Regions from separate parts of the Homo sapiens genome. Here region 1 is linked to region 2. The links are chromatin contacts, found by Hi-C or POLR2A ChIA-PET in ENCODE. All regions are on one chromosome and are shown on one strand. Each heading gives the region's core, a stretch centred on a gene start or an enhancer-like site at or near the end of the contact. The rest is flanking DNA. Distances are from core to core; before and after follow the strand shown.

Region 1 (2,700 bases), core at 187-2,686, 250 kb before region 2:
ACATAGTGAGATCCTGTCTCTACTAAAACTAAAAAAAAAAAAATTAGCCAGGCATGGTGGAACACATCTGTAGTCCCAGCTACTTGGGAGGCTGGGGCCAGAGAAACCTGAGCCCAGGAGTTTGAGGCTGCGGTGAGCTATCATTGTGCCACTGCACTCCAGCCTGGGTGACAGAGCAAGATCTTGACTTAAAGGAAAAAGTCACATGTGACATCTCATTTTATATTTTTCCCCCTTCTATTCATCTCTCATCTTATTTTTCCCTTTAAACTTGAAAGGAGTCAGAATCTTGCACTCTGATTTTTGCCCTGGAGGGGAAGTTGCCAGTGAGAGATTCTTTTACCACCAACCAAAAATTAGCACTTCTTTTTTTTTTTTTTTTTGAGATAGGGTCTCACTCTGGTTGCCCAGGCTGGACTGAAGTGTAGTGGTGCAGTCTCAGCTCACTGCAGCCTCCACTTCCCAAGCTCAGATGATTCTCCCACCTCAGCCTCCCAAGTAGCTGGGATTACAAGTGTGCGCCACCACATCTGGCTAATTTTTTTTTTGAGATGGAGTCTTGCCCTGTTGCCCAGGCTGGAGTGCAGTGGCACGATCTCGGCTCACCGCAACCTCTGCCTCCCAGGTTCACACCATTCTGCGTCAGCCCCCAAGTAGCTGGGACTACAGGTGCCCGCCACCACGCCCGGCTAATTTTTTTGTATTTTTAGTAGAGACGGGGTTTCACTGTGTTAGCCAGGATGGTCTTGATCTCCTGACCTCATGATCCGCCCATCTCAGCCTCCCAAAGTGCTGGGATTACAGGCGTGAGCCACCGCGCCCGGCCCACACATCTGGCTAATTTTTTTTTGTATTTTTAGTAGAGACAGGGTTTGCTATATTGTTGCCCAGGCTGGTCTTGAACTCCCGGACTCAAGCCATCTGCCTACCTAGGCCTCCCAGAGTGCTGGGATTACTGGTGTAAGCCACTATGCCTGGCCAAAAAATAGCTTCTTTTCAGGAGACTATCTTGGCTAAGAATGAGGATTAATTTTCTAAAGTGAGTGAAAGTTTTCCTTCTATCCAATCTTCCCCATATGACAGCTTCCTCATACATTTGCTGTCTAGAGAGAGGTCCTAGGGAGACCCCTTCCAGTGCATGAGTTAAGTGTTCTGGTCGCCAGTGTCCCATGATTATAAGATGGAATTGCAAAGAGCCCATCTTGCCTTGGTCTAAGTAGAGTCCTCTGTACTCTGGGCACCAAATCTCTTGTCTGGAACTAAGCAGATTTTGCATGAAAACTGTAATTGCTCTGGAATCATCTTATTGCAACTCTGAAAAAGAATGTTTTTAAGTAGATTCCGATCAGTACCATACCACAATACGGTTAGAGGTTGGTACTTGAGAGAGTGGAAGAAGAGGAAGAGAAACCAGTGTGACCTGCAGATGTTATTCAGGACTCAGCAGCTTCCTGAGAGGCAGCAAATAAGGAAACAAATCTTGTCCTCTCTCCAAGTCTCCAAGATGACACGTGGACGAAAGAAAAGTTTGTAACACCAGCCTCTGCCTCGCCAAGGCAGCCAAGAGAATGGACTATTCCCTGGCAGTGCCACATTTCCATGGAAAATCTATTAGGTATTGCTTTTATTTCCACACAGAGTAGCATGAAGAGCCAGAGGTTGGATAAGGACAAGCCAGCACTGCACCTACTCTGGCTGGCCATCTAGCCGGGGCCCTGCCCTTCTGGCATCAGACTGGTGAGAGTGTCCTTTGGCTGGAAAAAAGACAGAGGGTGAAGATGGAAACAACAGAACCATGCCTCACCTCAGACTGCTCACTTTTTGCTGGAATCTCATGCCTTTCCTCCCCCTGAGGGGCTCACATTTAGAGTTTATAAATGCAACTGTCAGTCATTAAGTGAGTAGCTTGGGCAGAGTTCTGTGCGAGGGGCAGCAGAGGATGCAAAGGCCTATAATCTCCCTGTCCTCTTTGGCGCTTACTGTCCACTGACAGGGAGGCAGAATGACAAGAACATAAAACTCTAGGAGTATTGGAGGATTAAGTGAAACCATATGTACAACAGTGAGGCCTGGTGCCCTGAAAGAAGGTATTCGTTGAAGCTCTTTTAACACTCTCTGATGATGGTTCTACAAAGCAGGATACGGCATGAGAAGCCGGAACCAAGCACCATGGGATGCACAGAGAGAAAGCTTACATCCATTTGGGGAGATCAGAGACTTCATGAAGAAGCGGCTCCGATTGTGGCTTTGTCAGGATAGTGGGGATCTTGGGTGGCAGGATGATGGGATGGCAGCAATTTCTAGCTGTCACTAGCTGTGAGACCTTGGGAAAGTTGGTCATTTTAAGCCTCAGGCTCCTCATGTCTAGAATGCAAAGTAATACTCATTACAGTTTTCTTTTCTTTTTGAGACGGAGTTTTGCCCTTTCGCCCAGGCTGGAGTGAAGTGGCTCGATCTCGGCTCACTGCAACCTCTGCCTCCTGGGTTCAAGTGATTCTCATGCCTCAGCCTCCTGAGTAGCTGGGATTACAGGCACGTGCCATCACACCCGGCTAACTTTTGTATTTTTAGTAGAGACGGGGTTTTGCCATGTTACCCAGGCTGGTCTCAAACTCCTGACCTCAGGTGATCCACCCTCCTCGGCCTCCCAAAGTGCTAGGATTACAGGGATGAGCCACCATGCCCACCCTAGAGTATTAG
Region 2 (2,725 bases), core at 176-2,675:
GCTGTGTGAGTGTGTGTGTGTGAGACAGAGAGAGAGACTGTGGGCAGCCAGGGAGCTCAGGAACCCGTGGGAGGTTTTTTTCTTTTCTTTTTTCTTTTTTTTTCTTTTTGAGACGGAGTCTCGCTCCGTCGCCCAGGCTGGAGTGCAGTGGCGCAATCTCGGCTCACTGCAGCCTCCGCCTCCTGGGTTCACACCATTCTCCTGCCTCAGCCTCCTGAGTAGCTGGGACTACAGGCACCCGCCACCACGCCCAGCTAATTTTTTTGTATTTTACTAGAGACGGGGTTTCACTGTGTTAGCCAGGATGGTCTTGATCTCCTGACCTCGTTATCCACCCACCTCGGCCTCCCAAAGTGCTGGGATTACAGGCGTGAGCCACTGCGCCCGGCCGAGTTTTTTTTTTTTTGAGGCAGAGTCTCACTCTGTCGCCAGGCTGGAGTGCAGTGGCGCAATCTCGGCTCACTGCTACCTCCACCTCTCGGGTTCAAGCGATTCTCCTGCCTCAGCCTCCTGAGTAGCTGGGATTACGGCACCTACCACCACGCCCAGCTAATATTTTGTATTTTAGTAGAGATGGGATTTCACCACGTTGGCCAGGATGGTCTCAATCTCCTGACCTCATGATCCGCCCGCCTCCGCCTCCCAAAATGCTGGGTTTACAGGCGTGAGCCACCGCGCGCGGCCCTGGCTGGGAGGTTTTAACAGGATAGGAGGGGAATCAACTTTCCCTGAGGGCCGGCTCTGGTGCGAGGTGTTTTACAAATGTGTACTCATTCGTATCTTCCCAATAACTGTGATCCCCATTTTACAGGCAACTCAACTGAGGTTAGAGAGGCCACATATGTGCCTGAGGTCACACAGCAAGTAAATGGCAGAGCCAGGATTAGACGCTCGGTCTGTGTGACTGCACAGGAATCAGGATGGAATTGCTGAGAACACGAGCTTTGCTTCAGCCCTGAGTCCTGGCTGTGACCCGGATGCTTTTGACCTTGGGCATGCTATGTAGCCGCTCGAAGCCTCAGTGTCCTCATCTATAAAATGCAGGCCTAGAGTAACCATGCAGGTGGCGAGGGTTAAACGAGATGGTTAGGCCCCATATGGCCTGGCAGTATTATTTAATGTTACTATAACCTTTTCCTGCCCTGCCCAACCCTGAGCTCACCCCATACTGCCTGGCTGTCCCCCACAGACCATTACTGGGACTTCCACCCCCACCACGTGCACAGCGAGTTCGAGAGCTTCGCCGAGAACAACTTCACGGAGCTCCAGAGCGTGCAGCCCCCGCAGCTGCAGCAGCTCTACCGCCACATGGAGCTGGAGCAGATGCACGTCCTCGATACCCCCATGGTGCCACCCCATCCCAGTCTTGGCCACCAGGTGCATGCCACCGCCTGCCCCGTCCCCCAGGAGACTGCCAGGCCTGTGGTGGGGCCCGGGAGCTTCACAGGAAGCTGACACAGGCTCTTACCCAACTCAGCTTCCTGCCCCACAGTGCCAACGGCGGCTGGAGCTCCAACGGCTGCCGCCTGACCCCCCAAGTGACCTCATGACCCCACACCCCTTATCTCATCTCACCCCGAGTATGGACAGACCCCAGATAATTCTCGCACCCTCACCAAGCCTCCCCATCCCAACGCCTTGTTGTGGGCCCTCCTGGGCCTCACTGTCTGCCACCCCCATTCACTAGCCCTCATGGATCCCACACCAAGTCACTGAACACCTCTACTGACCCTGCCTCTCCCCAGTGACCCTCCCTACTGACCCTAACCCGGATCAGTGACCTCTGCTGACCTCTACCACCCCTACTGACCTCCAGGGTCCCTCCACTCACTCATCATCCCACCTATGAAACCCCCTTCCAGACCCAACGCACCGGTCCCTAGCATGCCCTCTTCTGACCCCAGCCTAATGCGGGTCCACACAGCACCGCTGCAGGGAGGAGAACAAGGCACCACTTCCCCGGTGCCCACAGTCCTAAACCAGGAGGCCCAGCTGGGAGGGCTGGGTGGGCTGGATGTCAGCACCCCTCGCCCCACAGCCTGCACCCTATGTGCAGCACCTCAACTGGCCCCCCTTTTCCCTGGTCTTCTTCCTCCAGTCTCCTGTGCCTGCCATTGTCCCCTGCCCTCTGCACTCCTTCTCTCCCCAGCTGACCTCCCTCCCAGCCCCCCTGAGCTGTAAGCTGGCCCTTCCTGACTCTGATCTCCTTCCCCCACCGTCCAGGTCTCCTACCTGCCCCGGATGTGCCTCCAGTACCCATCCCTGTCCCCAGCCCAGCCCAGCTCAGATGAGGAGGAGGGCGAGCGGCAGAGCCCCCCACTGGAGGTGTCTGACGGCGAGGCGGATGGCCTGGAGCCCGGGCCTGGGCTCCTGCCTGGGGAGACAGGTGGGGCACCTGGCCCTCCACCCTGGCCCCGACCCTGGCCGTGTCTGTGCCCTGCCCCCACCCAGCCAGGCCAACTGACCCAGCAGCCACGCCACCGAGTCGCGTGTGTGTGTGTGTGCATGTTTGCCAGTGTGTGTGTTTTGTGGGGCTGTCTGTGGCTGTCTCTGTGTGTGTGTATCTGCTGTGTAGTGCATACGGGCATCTCCATGAAGTGTGCCAGGTGTGTGTGTCTCTCTGTGCCATGAGTGTGTGTACATCTGGGTGTGTGTGAGCAAGTGTGCAGAGGGTGCGTGTGCACAGGTACGGGCAGGTGCATGTGTGCGAGTGGCTGTGTGAGTG

Evidence for each region. Hi-C counts contacts between places; a loop is a spot of excess contacts on that map. ChIA-PET counts read pairs that join two places held with the same protein, here RNA polymerase II (POLR2A). Pooled maps may share reads with other maps.
Region 1: a loop to region 2 is called in a map of HepG2, with 11 times the contacts of the local background. The contact joins two enhancer-like sites. A Hi-C loop is called at or near these places in 1 of 168 maps with a recorded cell type or tissue (HepG2) and 2 of 50 pooled maps. POLR2A ChIA-PET finds 5 or more read pairs at or near these places in 2 of 52 experiments (A549 and T-cell).

Annotation. Positions count from the first base shown.
Region 1 is chr11:47,610,412-47,613,111 of GRCh38, reverse strand. It overlaps a transcript of MTCH2 not described here. Among named protein-coding and RNA genes, the nearest start is that of C1QTNF4, 17 kb to the right of the region's middle. RefSeq lists an enhancer at 1,178-1,227. Within about 2 kb of position 1,436, at least 3 of the 41 ENCODE cell types and tissues checked have a DNase peak (open chromatin) inside an H3K27ac peak, as active enhancers do.
Region 2 is chr11:47,358,505-47,361,229 of GRCh38, reverse strand. SPI1 (Spi-1 proto-oncogene) reads left to right here. Exons shown (of 5, transcript NM_003120.3): 3 at 1,190-1,377; 4 at 2,224-2,386. Among named protein-coding and RNA genes, the nearest start is that of MYBPC3, 7.2 kb to the right of the region's middle. Within about 2 kb of position 1,425, at least 2 of the 41 ENCODE cell types and tissues checked have a DNase peak (open chromatin) inside an H3K27ac peak, as active enhancers do.